2 separate regions of the Homo sapiens genome follow, and region 2 is linked to region 1. Evidence: chromatin loops called from intact Hi-C (ENCODE). Cell type or tissue: heart right ventricle. All regions are shown on one strand. Links, peaks and the distances in the headings refer to the core of each region. The heading gives the core; the rest is flanking DNA.

The links. Hi-C counts contacts between places; a loop is a spot of excess contacts. Peaks named below come from ENCODE experiments on the same cell type or tissue, not always from the same donor. Only the 100,000 strongest peaks of a DNase experiment are listed, where the experiment ranks them.
Region 2: it touches region 1 in a loop (3-fold over the local background); 10 of 110 quality-filtered maps call a loop at or near these places.

The regions. Positions count from the first base shown.
Region 1 is chr1:115,261,436-115,272,375 of GRCh38, reverse strand. No RefSeq gene overlaps it. Among named protein-coding and RNA genes, the nearest start is that of NGF-AS1, 16 kb to the left of the region's middle. In heart right ventricle, for the core only: no CTCF peak of the experiment used is centred there; a DNase peak (open chromatin) is centred at 5,505; H3K4me3 peaks cover 294 bases; H3K27ac peaks cover 1,408 bases.
Region 2 is chr1:115,215,325-115,226,264 of GRCh38, reverse strand. No RefSeq gene overlaps it. Among named protein-coding and RNA genes, the nearest start is that of NGF-AS1, 62 kb to the left of the region's middle. In heart right ventricle, for the core only: no CTCF peak of the experiment used is centred there; DNase peaks (open chromatin) are centred at 6,151 and 8,962; H3K27ac peaks cover 2,629 bases.

The DNA.
Region 1 (10,940 bases), core at 1,233-9,232:
ATATTATGTCCCAATTAATGTAGAGACAGAATAGGAAGCTGGGAACAATATGTGAATGAAACAAGAAGGTCTAGGCTTTTCTCCATGAATGGAGATGGGTAGCTCAGAGCATCTTTTTATGAGGTGCTGTCCATGTGATATGGAAGTGGGGGGCGGTTACTGTGCATTAAAGGCACACCACCTGGGTAGGCAAGCAAGGTCATACCCCTGGACTATAAGTTACTAGGCAGGAATCATTTGATTCATTTTAGTTCCTGCAGCATCCAATACAGAACTTGACACAAGAGTAGGTGCTCAGTTAAGATTTATTGAACAGATGGCTAAATAAATTCTATAATTTAAGCTTTCCTCCGCATCACCAAACTATCCCTACCTCTGTGTTCCAAACGAGATTCTACTTTGGCACAGTGTTTCTTTGGAGAATGACCCTCTTAGCCTTTATCCCAACAGAAAGATAAGAAAACCTATATTCATTAAGATGTAGGCTTCCTATTTCAATAGAGAAATGACACCGGTTGGCAGAGCTATTTCTGGTGGAACACCGAAAGTGGCACAGGGTCTGAATGTTTGTGTCCCCTCAAAATTTATATGTTGAAATCTAAACTCCCAAGGTGATGCTATTAGGTGGTAGGGCCTCTAGAAGATGATCAGGTAATAAGGACAGAGCCCACGTGAGTGGAACTAGTGCCCTTATATAAAAAGCCAGAGAGAGCTGCCTTGCCCTTTCCACCCTGTGAGGGAACTGCAGGAAGGCACCATCTATAAGGAAGCAGGCCCTCACCAGACACTGAATTTGCCAGAACCTTGATGCTGGGCTTCTCAGCCTCCTCAACTGTGAGAAATAAATTTCTGTTGTTTATTAGACATGTGGTTTAAGGTATTTTTGTTAAAGCAAGCCAGGTAGACTAAGAGTCTTGCTAACCACTCCTCTCCCTCTTTTTACTTCATTCCAACACTAGGCTGGACTTCCAGGAAGCTAAGCAAGCAGGAAACATGGGCCCAGAAGACAGCTTACTGAAGAGGGACCATGGAAAAGTTTAGCAATGCTACCAACTTAGAATTATTGATCAATAATTTTGTTAGACAAGACGAAACCATAGAAATAGGTAATATTGTGTTATTTTGTTAATTTTTGCTTTTTCCTAGCTTCTATAATCATGGAAGAACTTGAGCATGATTGTCTTTTCACATAAAGGGGGGAAAGGGGGGTGTATGTCTTGAATGATGTGTGGTTCACATTGTGGCCGATCCCTACACCAAGTGCCCAGGAGTGGAGTCATATAACTCACAGGCAAAATGCCAGTGGGTCGAGAGTATAAGAAATCTAACAGTGCCCATTTCCTACAGAGCAGCAAATGGCATTTCAGAGCAATTTTCATGGTGTCATCTTTTCCAAGGTTTATGTACACAGGGAAGATGGAGGGAACTTCTAGATATATTTGCAGGCATATGAAAAAGACAGAAACAAGGGTGGCTGGCACTCAAAGCAAAAGCAAGTTGATTCTGTTGTGTAACAATGTGAAACTACTTAATGTGAATGCACTTAATGCCCTAAAATGTGCACTTAACAATGGTTAAACAGGTGATTAAAATGGTAAATTTTATCTCATATATATTTTACAATAATAATTTATTTAATGAGCAAATAGAATGAGGGGATCAACTCGATTCTTTATAACCTGCACAGAGGGAAGGGAGCAATGGTGCAGTTGGTTCAAAAACATGTTTATTTGGTTTTGGATGGCAACATAGGAGCCCATGTGTGTGGCTGGTAATGTTCCTAGGTATGTTCACCTTTCTCTTGGGCACACGCTATCTGATAACAAAAGAAGAGAGTGCTTCAGTGGACTGAGTAGCATGAAAGGAGGCGCAAAAGCTACTCCTGGCCATGCGTGATCTGCAGAGTGACGGGCAGTAACTGTACCAACACTGGGCAGAAAGGCCCAGCTATCTATGCACTGCCCACACAGCTGATACTCCCCTGGCCCATAGCATGTTTGTGGGGTCCGGCCAGGGCTATCCTAGAACACAGTAATAGGCAGAGACTTCCACATGCTCATACCCAAGGTCTTGTCCTCAGAAGCTCTGTCAGTCTCTGCCTCAGAAAGGCTGGCCGAGGAATGTTCAATTCAGGGGTACTCCCTATCCTGCTCAAAGACAAAACGGTGACAAAAGTGACAACACTTTATGTCTGCAGAGTAATTTATAAGAATAGCCTTGCAAAATTCTCCAGCTTCAGTTGGTGTTTGTCACTTGCTGCCTGATGTCTTCAGTCCAACATTAGTGATAGAAAAATATCAGGTCTGGCCAGGAAAAGGGCTTTTTAGCCTCTCTCTTCTTCTTAAAGGGGGCCTCTCTTCCAACTTAAGAAACATTAGTCAAGCATTGACTGTGTATTCTGTGCTAGATCCTGGGACACACAGAGAAATTAGATAAGACCCCGAGGTCGAGGCATTGCCATCCCTCAAACCTCAAGCCTCATGCCTCCTGGTTGTAACCTTCCCTAGGGGCCCAAGAGATGATTGGTTCCCAGTCAGTCCCTTGACAAGTATTCACCCTTTGCCTCCTCAGGAAATCTCATTCCATTGCACTCTGTCCCTCTAGCCTTAGCAGAAACTAACACATCTTGAGGACACTGCTCCCCTGTCTTAGTCAGTTTGGGTTGCTATAACAAAAATACCATAAACTAAGTAATTCATCAGCGACAGAAATTTGTTGCTAACAGTTCAGGAGCCTGGGAAATCCAAGATCAAGGTGCCAGCAGATTCGCTTTCTGGTGAGGGCTTGCTCTCTGCTTCATAAATGACACCTTCTCTTGGTGTTTTCACATGACAAAGGGTCAAACGAGTGCCCTCAGGCCTCTTTTTCAAGGGCATTGTCCCATTTATGAGGGCACCACCCTCATGACTGAATCACCTCCTAATTACCTCACCTTTTAATATCAGCACATTGGGGATTAGGTTTCAACATGTGAATTTTGAAGCGATATAAACATTTACCATAGCATCCCCCTACCACTCTCTCCATGGTTTCTCATTCTCCCATTCCTCATTTACCTCAAGCTAAGGTGGGGGTAGAGAGGGAGTAGCACTGGGCACCCATTGCTGCTTCCAGGCCATCACTCCTCCTGCCTCCTGTGAGAGTCTCTTCTCCTTTATGACTTTACCATGATGACTCCAAGTGAGGACTCCTCCTCATGCCACCAACTGTGAACCTCCAAGGTACTGAAGAGAACTTCAGTAACATTAAAAAAAAAATCTCACTATCATCAAGTCCTGTGAGTTTAAGCTCTTAGTTTTCTCAGATCTGATCCCTCTGTCTTTGCAACCACTGCCCTGTTCAGGCCCTCGTTATCTCTTGCCTGGAACACTGCTCTAGTTTCCTTACTACTGTATCTGTAGCCAGTCTTGTTGCCCTCGTATCCACCTCCTCTTCCTTTTTAAAACAGAAATATAACTGTCATACTTCCCAACTGATTGTGACTTCATGGTGATACTAACATGTATTAAGGGCTGACATTGTGTGAGACACTGGGCTAAGTGTTTGATATGTTACTATGATTGACCCATTTTACAGAAGAAGAAACCACAGATGAGAAATAGTCAAGATCACACAACAATAAACGTCTCAGATGAAATTCGCAGACATAACTCTCCAACTCTAGAGCCTAAGCACTCAACTATCGTATGTCATTAATGCCTCTGCTCCCTCCAAGCACAAAGGAGGATTTAAGAAAGCCACTGCCTGGCCTCCTTAATGTTAGAAGCAGCCATGTTAGCTGCTTTGGTCAATGAGAAGTGAGTGGAAGTGATGTGGATCATGTCCCAGTGGAAGCATTTCAGCCTGTGTGTAATTCTCCGTGCCCTCCTTCTCTGCTGTGGTGAACCCCAAAACTTTGTGTTGAGATGATGAAATCATACAATGATAGAGCCCTTTTCTGCCTGGATCCTGAGAGACCAGTATGTGTTGAATTTTCCATTAAGCCACAGGGTTAAAGCATAAACTAGAAATAAGCCTTCATTTGGTAAACTTTCAGCAATTGAGATGTCGTTATGCTATAGAGAAAAAAATATATACTCACAGTGTAACTTAGCCTATCTAAATGAATACAAATATACCACCTCACTTCGGTTCTAATAACCAGGCTCTTGTTGCAAACTCCTTCTCATACTTCAGTTTTTAAGTAATTGCACTTACTAGCTCTGCAAATTCAAATAAGTCACTTACTTCTCTCGATCTTAGTTTCTTCCTCTATGAGGAAGTCGAAGGTTGAATTAAATTTTAGGTAACAAACACCAACAGAGAGTTGGTAGGTACCAGGCACCATGCTGGATGCTAGTTGATACCAAACCCCCCTCCTGTATCTGATAGAGAGCATGAATCTGTCCTGACCAGCTGCCTATGACTGTCCTCCAGAGACGGTCTGCTGGAAACAAACCTGGAGCAAGCCCTGGCTCTGCTACTATGCATGATATCTTGGGCAAGTTATTACTTAATCTATCTGTGTCCATTACCTTATTTAGTAAAACAAGCATATTTATTGCTACCTACCAGGTCTGTTGGGAGTACTAAATAAAATAAAGCGTGTGTGTATAACTCCATAGTTAAGTCTATCGGTGATAGAAGCAGACAGATCTGCTTCTAGTTATAGCAGTCACCTCTTACTTGCTGCGAGACCTTAACCATGTTACTCAGGCACTTTGTACCTCAGTTTCCCCATCTATGAGGAGAGAATAATAAGGGGTACCTCTGCCTCATTGGGTTTTAGTGAGAAATATTGAGCTCTTGACACATAGTGGCACTCAAGAAAAGTTCATTGTTCCTAAGAAAGCTGCTTTACACATGCTAGGTTGCTACATATCTATGTATCGAAACTCACCACAATTATTTATTGAATAAGTATTTCTCTACCTTAAAGATAGGGGCTGAGTCTTGTTCCTGTTCACCTCTACAGTGCCTGGAAAGTAGACAGACTAAATAATTGTTTCGGGATTGAACCCAAACACATTCATCACATTTTCTATTCTCCTCTTTCTATCATCCTGAAGAAAACTCAATCTCTTGGCCTTAGAAAGTCACAGGCTCATCTGGGGGACTGTTCAGTTGTCAAAGAAATCATTCTTCAAAATGAAAGGGGAAGGAGTGAAAGGGGAGGGAGCAAAAGAGTGACGAGCTCCCCAAATTGCCTAAGTCTCTGGGTTGTGTTTTTCTGTAGTCTGAGAGGTTTTGTTTTTGATTTAAAGAAACAAAACAGTTTCCAAGAAAAACTCATTTTGTTATGATTCAAAACCATTTAATTTGTGATATTATTTCCTCCGCTGAGCTTTCAACTTTCTACATCCCTCTGGGGCTGAATAGCTCAGGCGCTGAGCGTGCTCTTGCGTATGTAACTTGGTGCTCCACTGCAGACCACCACTGGCTGCAGAGCCCTGAGACGCAGTTCATGGAAATAAATCACAGTCCCTACAGGCTTTATCCAGATGGACGTCAACAGCATCCTTGCAAGTGGACCCTCCCACGCCTCTTAATCATGGGTTTTTCCCTGGGGAAAGTGTAGTGTCGTCTGTGACTAGAGCCAGTACAGCCAAGCTCAGGGCTGTCAGATGAGTGTCTCTGCATGGTTTTGTGGCAACAGTTGGGATTGCCTTATAACATCTGAGGGAAAAATCCATGGAATCCCACATAGAGTGTCTTTGTCCTCACAATTCACAACCATAGAGAGCACCTGCCTTTCCTCAAAGCCCCTCCACGCTTCGAGGTGGCCAAAAGAAAGCTCTTCCTTCACCCACTGGCCATGTCCCCATGTCTGAAAACTGTTCCACAAGTGGCCTGGTGCCTTTGAGGCTTTTCTTGAATGGAGGGAATATTCCACCTGGATCATGGAATTCACGAATGTAAATTCTCTCAGGCAGGAGGAAAGCACCCCCTTCTCCACACCAGCACAGCGAGGAGCAGGGCTCAGGCACCAGCATTTTCCTTACTACTTGAGAGCCTCTTCAGACCAAGGGGAGGATGCTACATTAAAATCATTTTTTAAAATCTACATAAGGCTGAAATTTCTAGAATAATTTTCTAAAAAATGGTCAATTTGACTTGGAATGCAATGAAATTGTCATTGGAATTTTTTGAACACCAGGCAGAAAATATATAGAAAAGATTCAGACAAACAAATATTGACATTAGTTGGTTAGTTATCCCTTTCAATCCCAAGATGCTATAATTGAAGGAAAATATTTTCGCTTAGCAACAAACACTAAAATCCTGGTATGTGCACTGTACTCCTTGAGGTACCATGAGACATGAGGGGATGAGAAGACACAGTCCTTGTACTTAGCCTTACTCAGAAGGTAAGATATCTGTATCAGGCAGGATCACTTAGTTGATGCTAATTTCAGAAACTTGAAACTGTAAATGCCTAAATTCCCATGTATGTGAGGTGTCTTTCGTAAGTCACGGAGGAGGCAGGGCTCTGCGCCACATCCTCCTCGTTCAGGGACCCAGGCTAACAGATGCTTAGCTTTGGGGAATGCTCCAGGTTACTGCAACAACTGGACAACAATATAGGGCAGTATGTAATCAAGGACTCAGTGAAGAAAGTGCCACATTACAGTTTGATGAATGAATGCATGAATGAATGAATGGGAAATCCAAGTGAGTTGAATAATCAAAAGGAAGATTTAGATGTGGTTACACCATTGAAAGGGGAAAATTAAGTAAATGGGAGGCACAGAAAGGAAAATAGCATCTCCAGAAGAAGTGAAAATGACAGAGGAAAGTGGGAAGAAAACTAAAATTTATATATCACCTATTATGCTCCAAGTGCTTTGTAGAAAAGTTCACATTTTATGATCCTCATTTTACAGATGACATTGGGTGTCAGAGAAATCATGAAGCTTATTCTCCTATACACATACTTCTAATAAATACAGAGCTGGCTTTCAAATATAAGTATCCTTGGCTCCAAAGGGTATGAAATTTTCTACACCACAAGAATGTAATAAGCATTATATTTTTCCAGGACCATGAGGAGACTGGATTGTCTAAAGCACCCCTAGGGAACAGTGAAAGATAAAGTTAGAGAATTTTGGCTGTGGGCTGAGTTTGGAACTGATCCATAATCAATGAGGCATCACTGACATTCAATTTGTGTATATATTACATGAACCTCTTACAGTAACACTGGAGGAGTTATCAGTATTAATAAGGTATTTCCTCCCTTCTAGGAGCATACAAAGCCTTAGGAAATAAGAGTTACCCTGTAATACACGCAGAATCTGCTGCTTCATAGCACAAACAGAAGTACAAAGGGTAAAGATGAGAAACACTCTACATACAGGTGTAGGTGGCAAGGGAAGAAAAGGAGACAGGTGGCCCTGATGTTCCCAGGAAGCTAAGGAGAATGGCCAAACCCTTAAGTGTAACTATGCCTTCCCCAAGCCACACTGGCCACAGTAGCACCCAATACAGGAATAACATTTCCCACCAGATATTCTCTACGATTTATTGCATCACTGGGGGTATTTCACCCGTGCTCTGAAACCGAGCCTTGTTGTCTACCACAGAAATGGCCCATCATCTTTTTCCTTGCATTCGCTCCTTCCTCCCTGCATTTTCTCCTTCCTCTAGCTGAATTACAGTGTTGGCTGACCTGGCTTATTAACAATAATAATGATAATAGTAACTTCTGACAATTACAAAAGACCAATGATATGGATCAGATACATTGTTTCATTTACACCTTGCAACACAAGATGAAGAACCTGAGACTCAAAAAGACATGCATCTTATCCAAGATCACACAGCTAGTAAACGTCAGAGCCAAGATTCAAACCCGGATCTTTCATTCTGCACAGTACTGCCTGGAGACTAAGGCCTATTTCTTACAGCAAACAGAGCACAATGCCTGGCACAGAGAAAGTAAAACAACCAATGTTTATTGAAAGGGTTAAAGGAATAAAAAATCAGACATTTGAAATCACATTCCTGTAGTGACAAATATATTTTTAAGAGTGAGGAATGCATGTTAATGAATTAGGAGATCTGAATTGGTGAGACAGGGGTGTAAGAAATGTTGATAGTAGGCACTGGAGGCCAGAAAGTGGAGGTGGGATTTGCTGGCATCTCTAGCAGGCAGCACAGTAATTCTTTGAACAGTGGGGCAGGACCTTCACTCCAGTTGTGTGTAAGAAGGCGAGAGGTGGATGGGGGCAGGAGATATGGTGGTAAAATGAGAACCTGGACTAGGGTGGAGACAGTGGGAAGAAAAGTATCAGATACTGCAGTGCAAATCAGTGGGATCTGGTGGAAGATTAGACATAGGTGATGAAGGAGGAGGAGTAAAGGATGACTCCAAGTTTTCTAGGTGGTGTAAATTTAGCAAGAAATTTCTTGCCATTGCAATATTGCATGGGGCATATTTTATAATAATACTGTGGTTTTTTTTTTTTTTTTTGAGACAGAGTCTCGTACTGTCACCCGGGCTGGAGTGCAGTGGCACGTTCTCAGCTCACTGAAACCTCCACCTCCCAGGTTAAAGCAATTCACCCACCTCAGCCTCCCGGGTAGCTGGGATTACAGTCGCCCACCACCAGGCCTGGCTAATTTTTTGTATTTTTAGTAGAGATGGGGTTTCGCCATGTTGGCCAGGCTGCTCTCGATCTCCTGACCTCATGATTCACCAGCCTCAGCCTCCCAAAGTGCTGGGATTACAGGTGTGAGCCACCACACCTGGCCAATACTGTGTAATGTTATAGATCTTTACCATTTCTAAAGAACCCATGCACCCATTACATTACCTCAATCTATTTTACAAATGAAACAAGTAAGACTCAAAGGGTCTCAAATAGGAATTACCCACCCCAAAGCCCCCCTTTCACTTTGGTAACCAATTCTTTTTGAACAGACAAACAGCTAGGAACAAAGATATCCATGTAGCAGATATAACTCATTAAAGGACTTAAAGGAACTTAGTTCTGGAACTTAAAGAAAAAAAGTTCTGGAAGAAGGAACCAGAACTATATGTTCCCTGTTGAAGACTGAATGAGAGGTCAATGCACACTCAGCATTCAGTTGGATGTTTTCCTGTAGAATAAAGACTGACTTGTAGACTCTAGGAGAAGGACGTGTGTCCAGCCTGAAACCAGGCACTATGGTCTCAACACCTCTGAAGAAATGAAAGTCATGAGAAAGAAATCCTGACAGGAGGGGAAACGGCTGCATAATGTTGCAATCTTTAACAAAATAAAATAATCAAATGTTGTTGGTTAGCCAAACCCAACATCCTTTCTGCAAACCCTGTCTTTCAAGCAAGGGACACAGCAGGAAGCCTTCAGGATTAAGAGGGTGAATCTTAAGTCCAGCTTCTACGTGGAGAGCACTGCTGTTCATGAGGTTCATGAAGGTTGGACAAATAATGACATAATCCCTTCAGATGGATAATAACTAGCAGAAAAAGAAGAGACATATTCTTCACGCTCCCAACCCTAAATGAAACACAGTGTTTATCAATTCCTGTCAATGTCTTTTTAATTCTTTTTTCTTCATTTTTTGTTTAATCACTGTGTATGAGAAGTTAAAAAATAAAGACACTTTTAAGGTTTAATTCAGAACACTTGGTATGCAAAGCAGCCCCAGAGAATTCATTCTGACCTGTGGCTGGAAAACAGGGTGCCTTGGTTAATTCTTTGTAACTAACATACTGAAAATTTTGTTCACAAGTCTGTCTTTTCTGCAGGAATAAGATCTCTCTTGCAATCAGTTACCACACACTTAGCAGATATTAGCCCATAAAAGATAAAAACTCAAAAAATGAATGTGGAATGACAATATATTTTAACTCATCTGTGGAACATTAATTAACCAGGATTACTGTATGCAGTTATCTGAACCGTTCTTTCTGTTCCTGCTCAAAGCCAAGTGGAAGATACACACATTCTATGCCAGCCAGTTCCTACCAAGTTCCTCCTCAATACTCTCTTCTAAGTTGCCTCCCGAAGAACAGGGGCCAACTAGAGCATCACGCTCGCTAGGGCATTGAGATTTACGTAACAGACTTTGCAACTACCCCTCTCTGTAAGTGTGTTCCCCAAGAAGCTGCCATAATATGAGGTTTTCTACACACACAAAAAGCATTGTGGCGCGGGAGGTGGTGAGTATGGCCTGTCTCCATCCTTGCCATGGCCAGACCTGTTAATTGCCTTACAATTATCCTCAAGTCATTTCATATGGGTCAAATTATTTCCCACTCTAGATGTTAAGCTTCCTGAAGATGTGGGCCTTGTTTTTCTGTTGAAATGTATTATCAGGACCAGGAACACAGAAGCCTTAATTAAATATATGCTAAAATAAGAGAAATAGGGGCAGAGAAAAGGCCCACATGGGTGGAAACAAAGAGTTGGGTCGGGGGTGGGTATTCTCCTTTGTGGTAGAATCAGTTGTCTGTGGCCCTGGATTTCAATAGCACAGGAGTTCTGGTCATTTCCATGAAGAAGTTAGGGTCAGACCATGGAATTAAAACTGTTCTTTACATAAGCACAAAAATCTTTTAAAATATTTAATTGAAATGGATTGCCACATTTGTTGAAAACGGTTCTTCACTTTAAAAAAGCAGCTTCAGACAGCCTGTTTAGATTTCCAAAACATCTGTGCCTATAATGCTTGGAAACTCACACTCCAGTGCATAGAAGCTGTCTCCAATAGGTCTGTTGCCAAGCTGCTTAGAAAATAACTAAAGAAGAAGAATCAAACAAACTCTCCAAGTAAGTGTTCCCTTTCTACAGCATGCACACTTGCTTGGTTTTGCTTTTATTTTATTTTCTCACAAAATGGCTTTGTTTGCAAGGCCTTCTTCATGCTGTAAAAAGAGATGGGCTAGAGGTGAGTGGACTGTGGTGTGACAATGGGTGGCAGCCTCTCTCACTGCCCCCTTTCCAGTAATCAGT
Region 2 (10,940 bases), core at 1,765-9,764, 47 kb after region 1:
GGCACAAACACAAAGCACATTGTCACTATCTTAACCAGACCGTTTCCGCCTCCACATGGATTCAGAGCCACAAGTGTAGGCCCTCCTCGTGGGCGGGCAGCCTGATGTGGAATGTGCATCCTTGCTTGCACCAAGGACTGCTTCCCTGCTTGTTCCACCTCCCCAGTAAGCTCCAGGCCCACAGTGCGTGCCTTCTCCATGGGATGCTTACTGCACCCTGACAGGGCTCCCTACCTCATCTATTCCTGTAGCCCTGCCTCAGGTGCCATCACTACTCTCACGACCGAGTGCCCTACCCATAGATGGCCCATGGAACATGTTTGTCAGTCCCTTCATCCCCACCCTCAGGCATCCCCTAGGTCTTCCTTGCAACCTAGAATGCTTGGTCTCCTCCCTATCCTTTCTCTTCTACCTCATGTACTTTTCTAGGAAAGTTTCCTGAATTGACCTCTCCTATTTTTTTTTTTTTTTTTTTTTTTTTTTTGGTGGTGGTTGTTTATTTTGTTGTGGATTTTGAAGGAGGAAGAATACGTCTGTCATTGTTACACCCTCATTCTGTTTAAAACCCTTCCAGATGCTTTACTGGGGCTCTGTCAGCAGTGAGAGGATCCCCATATCTGCTTCCCAAATCCATGGGCCCAGATAATTGCTTTTCTCCTTTCATTTCCAGCCCTCCAGTCCTCCAGACACATCACGGTTACTTGCATGCAAGCGAATAAAACTTTAGGACATTTGACCACATTTATCTTCTAAAAATGTCTTCTCTTTCACTGCAGTTAATCATTGTGGATGGATGGATCAGTGGATGAATGGATGGATAGATGAATGGATGGATGATTTAAATAAATAGATACTTCTACCAGATACTTCCAGATGTTGTCTAGCCCTAACTTCCTACGTTGGATACGAGAACCATAAATACCAAAGAAAGTAGTTGGTACCTTTCTCTGGCCATGAGGCCAGTCAGTTTTTCTATGACAGGAAACTGCCCAGCCTCTAGGTTCAAATAATAATATCTTTTCTGTTCTGAGAAAAGCAATCAGAGGTCCTGGCCTTCTTCCTTGTCCTTGTCTGTGTCTGGCCACCACTCCCAGCAAAACCCAGGAGACCCTTCCTTAACTAATTCAGCTCTTCTCCCTGTCAATCACCAGCTGCTCCCAGACCTCCATCAATACCCACCCAAAGCCTCCAGTGCCTCGGTTTTACCCTTCTGTCTTTACATACAGCAGCAATCATTTTAATATTTTTCTGTTGGCATTTTCTTAAGAATGAGGAGGAGTTGGGGTGCAGAAGTTAAACTTCAGTCGTAAGCAGAGAAGAGCAGATAATTTTTTAAAAAAGAAAAAAAAAGCCACTGCCCAGAGGGCTTGCAGTGTAAATTAGACACACAGAGGAAGTGTAACAAGACAGGGCAGGCACCCATTGGGAAACAGGCGGCAGCCAGGGATAACTGTCTTTGTTCTGGTCAAGCCAGCCTGTCACCTGCCACCTTCAAGGGAGCTCAGGGGAGGCTCAAGGAAAAGATGAAAAGAGAGCACAGAAGTAGTAATGAATTACTTTAGATAATAAGTGGAAATGAAAAGCATGGCTGAGAGAGGCCCAGACACTTTACTTCTGGTTCCTTTCCTCCTTATATTCCTACAAGTGAGAAAGGAGAATACCAAAGAGTTTCCCCACCCCCACAAGACTAAGAGAAAAAGGCAGGCATGAGGACCCTGCAGGGATGTCCAGGATTTAACACTGGCTTTGCACTCTCTCTCACTCTCTCCCACTCTGTGTGTGTGTGTGTGTATGTGTGTGTGTGTGTGTGTGTATGTGTGTATTTACTGTTCCAATGTTAGTTTATTCTTCTAACATATGTTGCTGTGCTGAAGCTTTGTGAGTGGGTAACATCTTCCAGCCTCACCCCCACCATAACCCTGCAGTATTCTCTTTTTGTAAATTCCAGGGCTAGAGCCCAAAGGCATCTCAGTCCAACACATCTTGTCACATCAAAATAAAAGCAAAATTAAAGCCAAGACATCATGGAATGCCTCATAAAGCTCTCCCAACAGCCAGTCCATGCTCAAATCTCCCAATATAAAATTGCTGCTGCTAAGACAACTCTCTTGATATGCATGTTGCATATGAAGGTCAAAAAGGATAGATTTTAATTTTTTCGCTACAAGAAATTACATCAGTTCAAGGTGCAATATTGGAGGAGAGTGTCTTGAGAGAGATTTATAAAAGTTGGCAAAGTCTGTCCACTGTGGGACTCAATCCTGGGTTCATTGAGGACACAACAGGCCCTGCACTGAGGACCCACAATGCCCACCTCTCTCATGTGAATGCCACACATGAATGGCACCCCTCCCGCCTTGGATCAGCAATTGTGAAATAGAGAAGAAACGTGGGAGGCTGTGAGTGCCTGAGTCCTGGGCCATGGGCTCACCTGTCCACTGTACTTTCATCCTTGTCTTAGAGAGTCACCCATACCTGCACTTACTTAACGGTGATTACCTCAACTATGCAGCAGAACATGACAATATTATTTGGAATTGAGTTCTTTGTATTTCTGCCATTCTTCAGGGATTTTAAAACTTGTTTAAGATGCGTGTTTTAGAGAGAGTGAGCCAGAGAAAAAGAGAAGAGATTCACCAGGTTTGACAGTTCTGATGAAGGGGCAATTGAAATATCAGAGGCTGATTCTTCAGGAGCCATGGAAATAGCAGGACCCAGAGGGCAGCAAAAGCCGTTCTTGGAGAGAGGATCTCTCTGCTTTGTAGGAAGGTGACGGCCTTCAGCTCCTTCCAAGCTCCTCCTATGACATGGGAGATGGGAAGTGGCAAGACAAGGGCAAAGAAAGCAGCCTCCCTGGTGTGCCTAGGTCCAGGTTGCCAGCATCCAAAGCTGAGCCCAGGCTGGACACTAGACCCAAACCCTCCCTTCCTAAACTGTTTTGGGGAAAGGGAGGCAGAGGCACCTTAAGCCAATGGTTCACACCCCGGCATCTTCCACTGTGAGTAGGGAAAATTTGGGACAAGCCCTGATGTGTGTAGTGAAAGTTGTCTTTCTGGATTTGCAAGTAGATGAATAAGGTTGAGTTTTACAGAAAACATGTTTCCAAACACATTAGCCACAGGCCAAACATCTCTTCAGAGGAGCTTTATTTTTAGAAGAGCTTTAAAAGTATTTTCTTTATGGTACTTGAGACTAAATTCAGTCCCTGTGATGACTTGAAACCCCATTTACATAGACCTTCTGAGACTGGAGACTCATTTGACAAATTCTCACCACAGCAGCACTGTACACTTGATGAGCACCAGAGGAAATGCACGTGGAAACTGGGAGTGGAGACAGTGGGAAACCTCCGGCAGCTACACTAATCCAATTCCTGCTTTTAATGTCTGAAGGAGCCTGAAAGTTCAGAGAACCAAGTTCTTATTTGGCTTTGTCACAATCTTGGGCATGTCACAACTTTTCTAAATCTCAGTTTTCCTATTTATATAAGAAAGAATTGCAAAAGTCCATTTACTTCCTAACCCAGAAACCACAGACACACCTGAGACACATTTCATGGATCAGTAAGTCTGGGATTGTTTGAACATGAGTAAGGATGGAGTGAGGATTTAGCCCCATGCTGTGCCACCCTCTTCCCCATGATTAGGAGAGAAAGCATTCAATCAGGGACCCTTTGGAAGTCATATGACCTTCCTAAATATCCCTGGGTTCTCAGGGACTTCAAGTCAGGGTGCCATTATCAGGGCCAAATCTTTAAAACTCACCCAAATTGATATGCTGTTGGCTGTGGGACATCCAGAAGATGTGGTAACTACCTCAATGTCTTCCATGAAGACGTCTCACGTGATCTGAAAACTCAGTCATATTCCGAGGAAGTCCAGACCTTACTAACCTTCCACCTCAGACTGCAGCACATTAGGGCCATTCTTTTAAACAATTATTTGTGTGTCTTCTAAATCTATTATCTTCTTCTTCTTTTTTTTTTTTTTTTTTTTGAGACAGAGTCTTGCTCTGTCACCCAGGCTGGAGTGCAGTGATGCAGTCTCAGCTCACTGAAACCTCCGTCTCCCCAGTTCAAGCAATTCTCCTGCCTCAGCCCCCCGAGTAGCTAGAACTACAGGCGTACACCATCAGGCCTGGCTAATTTTTTGTATTTCAGTAGAGACGAGGTTTCACCATGTTGCCCAGGCTGATCTCGAACTCCTGAGCTCAGGCAATCCACCCACCTAGGCCTCCTAAAATGCTAGGATTACAGGCGTGAGCCACTGCGGCTGGCCTAAATCTATTATCTTCTTAATGAGCTTTGGGCCGCAGAGCCTGTAGGCTATACTTCAGTGTCCTTTTTGCCCTTCAGAGAACAGGAAGCCGATATTCCACATATGCATCAGCCAGGTTGGTGGGTTGGTTGGTTGGGCTGCAGGAAGCTTGGGGAGACCCCAGGTTACCTCTCCAGAAATTCCTAAAGGACTGTGTGAAGAGAAGGGGGAGAGAGCCATGAAGCTACATTTCAAAAGAGCCCAAGAAAGCAAGCTGTCCATCCCAATAGGCCAAAGATCTCAACCTCACACTCAACTCAGAAGGGTTAACAGCCAAAGCAATGTAAAAACGAGAGGACTTTTTCCCCTTCAGGAGTCTAGCAAAACTGCAGCAACAAAAAAATGCTTCTGTGTTCTAAGCAGTAAGTAGCAAGTTTGCTGCCACTGGGGGTATAAAGGCAGTGTCCCCAAGCAGGGTGTCAAAAACCACATGCCCCTGTCCCAGAATGATAGCCCCGGTTCTCAGGAGCCCATCTGTGCTTTTCCTCTCTGTTTTCCTCCCATACATATATCCATAAGTTAATCAGACTCCTCAGGTGCACTGGAGTCACCAGTCACCTCGGAGGGCCGAGCTGGCCCAGAGGGATGCTTTAAAACCTACTTTGCATATGGAAGAAAAAATTCTCTTCCACTCCCAGACTGGTGAGAAAATAATGAAAAGGAATAGAAACATTACCAACAATTTACAACACATTCCATTTAAAAAGAATCCTCAAGTGCAATAAACACTTCATTACACGTATATGACTTCATTATTTAAAAAGTTTTCCACCCAATTTGTCATCACAAGGTGACATCCCCCCACCCCTCTGCCCACAAATTCTTCAAGGTATCTCAGAACCTGTCAATAGTCCATGAGGATTCAGGAAATGCTGATGCATTTTAATACCAGCCAAAACAAGCACAATACGCATAAGCCCGCTATTCTCCTCCCCTGCCCACCCCCACTCTCTCTCTTTATGCCTCCTCCTCACATACACACAGGCGCACACGAGCACACACACACATACACACAATTCCAAATCGAATTCTTCACGATTTGGGATTTTTTCCAGAGCTGGGGTTTATCCATATTCCTGTTCCTCTAGAGCCTTCACTGTGGCCCATTCTGTTATCTTGATCAGGGAAGCAGCAGTCTTGACATCTCACCCTGTGGTTTTGTTAGAAACAGAAAAACAGCAGGAATTTCACAGGATTGGACCGGACTCTCAGCAGCACAAATCTGGGACGTGTTAGAGACGTGAAAACAGCTCCACGTTTGCATGGTGCCTTCCTTTCTCTGAGCTCAGGATGAGCAAGAGACTTTTCAGTGGGGGCCTCACTAGCAAGGCAGGGTCCCATCCAGCCCATCAGCCAGGCCTCTGCGCCCGACCGACTCCCCCTGACCACAGAAGGCCTCCCTGGCCTTCTGCAGTCAGGTTGGACCCCATCCCTTCAGCATTCCTGACTCCGCGGTTCCAGGCCAAATTCCCAGTTGATAATCCAGTCTCCATTTGTTTCCCCTCTCCACAAAATTTTAAATGAGAAATGTGTTGCTCTTCATTTCCTGTCTCACCCTCTCCACTGGTTTTTAAAGTCTGCCACTTCCCCCACCCCCCCAACCCCGGAAGCAGATGTCCTTCAGTGCCCCAACAGTGCCATGCCAAGTGGCTGCACGAACTCTAGTTGGTGCCCTGAGCTGACAACACAGGCAGGGAGCTTCGGGATCTGTCTGATTCAGAATGGTCTAGCTGGCCAAGATGTAATCTGCTGGATCCAGGCTCATGTTGAGCTCTCCACTGCAGGCTCCTTGTGCAACTGGCCCTGCTCCCCAGTCCACCCTGTACATATTTCCTCCCTTCCCTTAGGAATCACATCTTCGGGCCTCTGACGTTCTGTGCTAAGGAAGAGACAGGCATCATTCCCCTGTTCCCAAATTTGCTAATCGCAAGCAGCAGGGGAGATGGAGATGTTACGCCCCTCTTTGTGGGAGATGAATGCACACACACATAGCTCAGTTCTCCACCCTTGGAAGGCAGGGTTCTTTATTGGCTTGAATTCCCAAAGGAAGTGGCTATTTCTAAACCAGCCTAGGGGATATGAAGATAGCCAACCATTCTTGTTGTCCAAAAGTAGAGCAAGATTATCCAGAAGGTGAGAGGCCGTCTGTGGTTGGTTTGAATACGTTCTTTAAGTTTTACATTGAAGCTGATTCTTTTCCCATACAATTTCCATAATGTTCCTCTTCTTTATTTTTCCACAAAAAACTGTCCTCCTACACTCTACTCTGTGGGTCTCTCAAGGCTTATTAAAATATCTTGAGAGTAAAAAACACAGAACTCTCCCCAAGCACATTATTAGTGCCCAATAACCTGAAACCTGAAACAAAACTGTGAAGTTCAGATTTTCTCCAATGCTCACCCCACCCCTCATCCCCATACTTCGCCTATCTCCCCATCTCGGGGTCCTCCTGAGCCGTCCTGGCAGCCTTGGGCAAGCCACAGTGGCACTACCCACACCTTCCCTTTCTGAGCTATCCCTTACGCTCTAAGTTCATCTCTTACACTAATGCTTAATCTCGCAAACTAGTTCAAATGCATGTGTTAATGGGTGATAATGGGAAATAATAAGAACAATTTATATGTGGATAGAATGAAATACTTTTCAAAGCCTCTTCAAGGCTTTTACATTAATCATTTTATTTAATAATGTTATTACATTGACCCATCAGTCAGACAGGTATTTAGGCTAAAATTTTCTTCTCCATTTTGTGGGTGAGGAAAATGAATTTCTTAGAGTGTATTTGTATGGCGCAAAATCATACAGCAAGAAGGGTGGAGAGCTGAGATTAGACCCTAGCTTTTCTGGAACCTGGTTCCCATACTGTGGATGGACGGTTACTCTTTGCAGCCTGTGTCTTCTTTTGAAAGAGAATAGCTGGAATAGGCAATGCCTTAATTGTCTCACAAAGTAGAGACACGCTAGAACCATTTGGGATACTTGTTCATAGTGCACATTCATGGGAACCACCCCAGACCTACTGAATCTGAATCTCTGAGAGTGGCCTCCACCCAGAAACCTGCAAATTAACATATTTCTAGGATGACTCCTATGCACACTTATGTCTGAGAACCTTTTCCTTAAGTCAAAGAACTAGATTTCTAATGGTGAAAGTTTAGACTTCAAAGAAAGAAATACTAAAAAACTATGTGAGAAACAAACTGTCGTGTTTAATGCCATTCATACTTTCTGAGTGCCCACCTACTATGTATCTGCTCCTTCACCCTGGAGCTGCCAGGCTCTGCCTAAGTATTGTTTCCACAACTCCTACCCCACTCCAAGTCTATTTCTATCCAACCAGGAGCACCCACCTGCAATTTGGAGGAGGGGTCTTGCCCTACGCTTCTTTCTCTTTTCTGTCCTCAGTCTCCATGTTCTGTTTTGCTGGATGCTGTTAAACATAAACCCCAAAAGGAGAAGAAAGTATAAAAGGGTATGAAGAAAACACATTCTTTTTCCTTTCAGAACATTTTTCTCTCACCATCTTGCAAGAATAATATATTATTACCATGGACCAAATCCCCACTGTGGCTATGTCCAGGTACAATTCAAAAACATCTGGATAACTGATTGACTTTTTCTCTTTTCATTTGAATGTACACCATTGTGTACAACCGGTCTGTGAGTTCCCCCATGGGAAATGCCGAGGATGTGAATCCATCCCTCGGCTCTTTAACTAAAGTTGCAAAAACATCAGAAGGGTCTCACCCTTGCAAACACTGAGAGCTTTTCCTGGAAATAGTTCTGCCTTTTGTGTTAACAGATGTCACGGGGCAGTTGGGTCGGAGAGTGTTGTTTTAAAATTCTCAATCTGCCTTGCAAGAGGTTTTTCGTTAGATGGTTCCTGGATAGCACCACACCCTTTTCTCTTTTCAACTTGCACATCACTTCATGTAGCTTTTCTCCTCTAATTCACCTTGAATGTTTGTCATGTGGACCAGAAATCACCCAAAGGCCAGCTCCTCAGATCTGCGATGGCCATGACATGCCATCTGCTGATTTCCCTGGATTGGGCCACGTTTGCCTCCTGAAACTGAGAGTAAGCAGCTTTGTAATTATGCAATATTAGGCACATCTGCCTGACTTCAAACATCTGGCTGAAAAGTGGAGAATGCTTTGAAAATATTAAGATGCTTAGCATCATGGTGACAAAGTTCTACACACTGGACAGAATTTTTTTTAATCAGACCCTTTTTAGGTTGTTGGTTTCAACGCCTCTTTGCATGTTGTTTTGTTGACATTAAGCAGCCTTTCAGGCATGAATTCTTCTGTCCCAAGGAAAGGAAGCAAGCTTCTAGAAGGGAAGCACTGTGTGCCTTCACCCAGATAGGGGACCGAGTCAGCAAGGAGAACTAAGAGAAAAAGAACGCTTCACAGATGTAGCAGAGTGAAAAGACTGAATGCACAGGAGAGTAGAGCCAGAGATTGTGGAATCCTGAAGATAAGCAAGTCTGTGTTTGGCGATGGCCTAGCAATCAGTCCCAAGATTTGGCCAACAACAGCTAACGCGAAACAGAGATAAGTCAGTGGAGCTGACTCCATCAAGAAACTGAGCTGGGAGAGTGCAGGGATGGGTCCGAGTGGATGCCAACATCCCTGAGATGATCACAGCATCTCGGCATGTGCTCAAATCATGGAGAACAGCCACAGATTGTCCACATTGGAGTCACATGATAAATGCAGCGAGGCAGTAAATGGTGTAAGTATGAAAGAGTTGGCTTCCAAAGTGGGCTGTGCTCAGAAGCAGAGTAGATACAAGGATTATCCCAGCCCAGCTCATCATTTGGGCATGCACAGGGAGAGAAGAGGTGCCTCCAGGACTTCCTCACCCTCCTTCACATTACTCCCAGCCAATCCCACTCCCTCATCCCATTGCCTGAGAGGTTCTGGCAAGGCTGTCAATCCTTGTCCCTGTGCTACAGGATCAGTCTCTGTGTGCTGGCTGCAGAAACATTCCAGGGCCTATAGCTCTGTTTAATCAGCATACAGCAGAAGGTGAGAGGGGACAGAAGTGAGAGTCCACCCAAGGAAAGCACCGCAGGAGGAAAGAGAGGCCCCCATGGGAATGGACTCTGAACCTCTGACATCTTGGAGCCAAAGTTAAGTAGCAGTGGAGGAATCAGCTCAAAGAGAGAAATGGTGCTCAGGCAAAAAGAAACCCTTGGATTCACACTGCCCTTGGAAATGGGTCTCCAAAAGCCAAGGCTGAGTGTAACATGACTGATACCCGACAAGCTGGTATCATGGGGAGTGGCAGAAAGAGCACTGGGCTGAGAGTCTGGAAACTGAATTCTTGACCTGACCATCACAAATTTCTTGTGTGACCCTAGGCAAATCAGCCAATGTCTTTGGGGCTTAGTTTCCTCATCAGTAAGAGAAAGGGGTTAGGTGGGCAATCTCTATGGCTTCCTTCAGCTCTGACTTCCAATCCCATCTGGTTCAGGGAGGAGGGAGGTGAGGGAAGTGCAGAGGCACTAGATGATGGGGTATTGCTGCCAAAATCACCCTTTCCCCCTCCCCTGTCCTGCTCTCTCATTGACATGCCCTTTATTATCTTGTTGTTGTTGATGTAGTGTTTTTTCCCACAGAACTCTGTGGGATAGGACAGCAGAGCACAGACAGGGCAGATAGGAAAGGAGGGTGTGAGCGGGAAAGGGGAGAAAGGGCCTCTCCAGCATTTCCCAAGCCCCTGCTCTCCAGGCCGCAGGCTGAGCAAGTGTGCCTTCCAGACTGGGAATCTGAGAAGGCCAAGAACCCTCAGCTTTCCCCTCCCCCAAACTCTGCACCCTTTCACCAATGCTCCCCGTTCCACACCAAGGCACCGATCATTGTTCTCTGCCACATCCTGCTCTCCCCAGACTTCTTTGGGACTGTGGCTCCTTCCTATAAGGCCAAGAAGTGAAGTTGGTAGGATCTGTAAAACACAGTATACTTGTGATATTAGAGACTTTTTGCTAAAGAATGAAATATCTCAAATCAGTGATTTATAGTAACAACTATTTTATTTGCTTTAATTCTGAGTCACTTAGGTGGTTCTGGTCTGGGATGACTTGGCTGTGGCTACATGGTCTAGTATAGAGCTGTCCAATAGAAATATGATACAGACCATGTATGTATTCAAAATTTTCAAGTACCCACATTTTTAAAAATTAAAAGAAACTAGTAAAGTTAATTTTAATAATATTCTAACATTTAACCTGATGTACTCAAAATATTATTTCAATATATAATTAACAGAAAAATTATAAATGAAATATTTGGCATTTGTTTTATCATACAAATTTTCAAAATCCAGTGTGCATTTTATACAATACAGACAGCACATCCGCATGTCGACTACCCACGTTTTAAATGTTTAGTAGCCACCATATTGTGACCTCACGTCTGAGGTCTCTCAGTTGGGATGACTGGCATGGCTGGGATGGCTGAAGCTTCTTGTCATATAGCCTCTAATCCTGCAGGTTTGTTCTCCCATCAATCTTTTATCAGTGCAGGTTTGTTCACATGAAGGGAGAAGAACTCCCAGCAGCAAGATAGTCCCAACGCAGAAGTGCTTTTTAAATGTTTCATGTTTGCTAAAGCTCC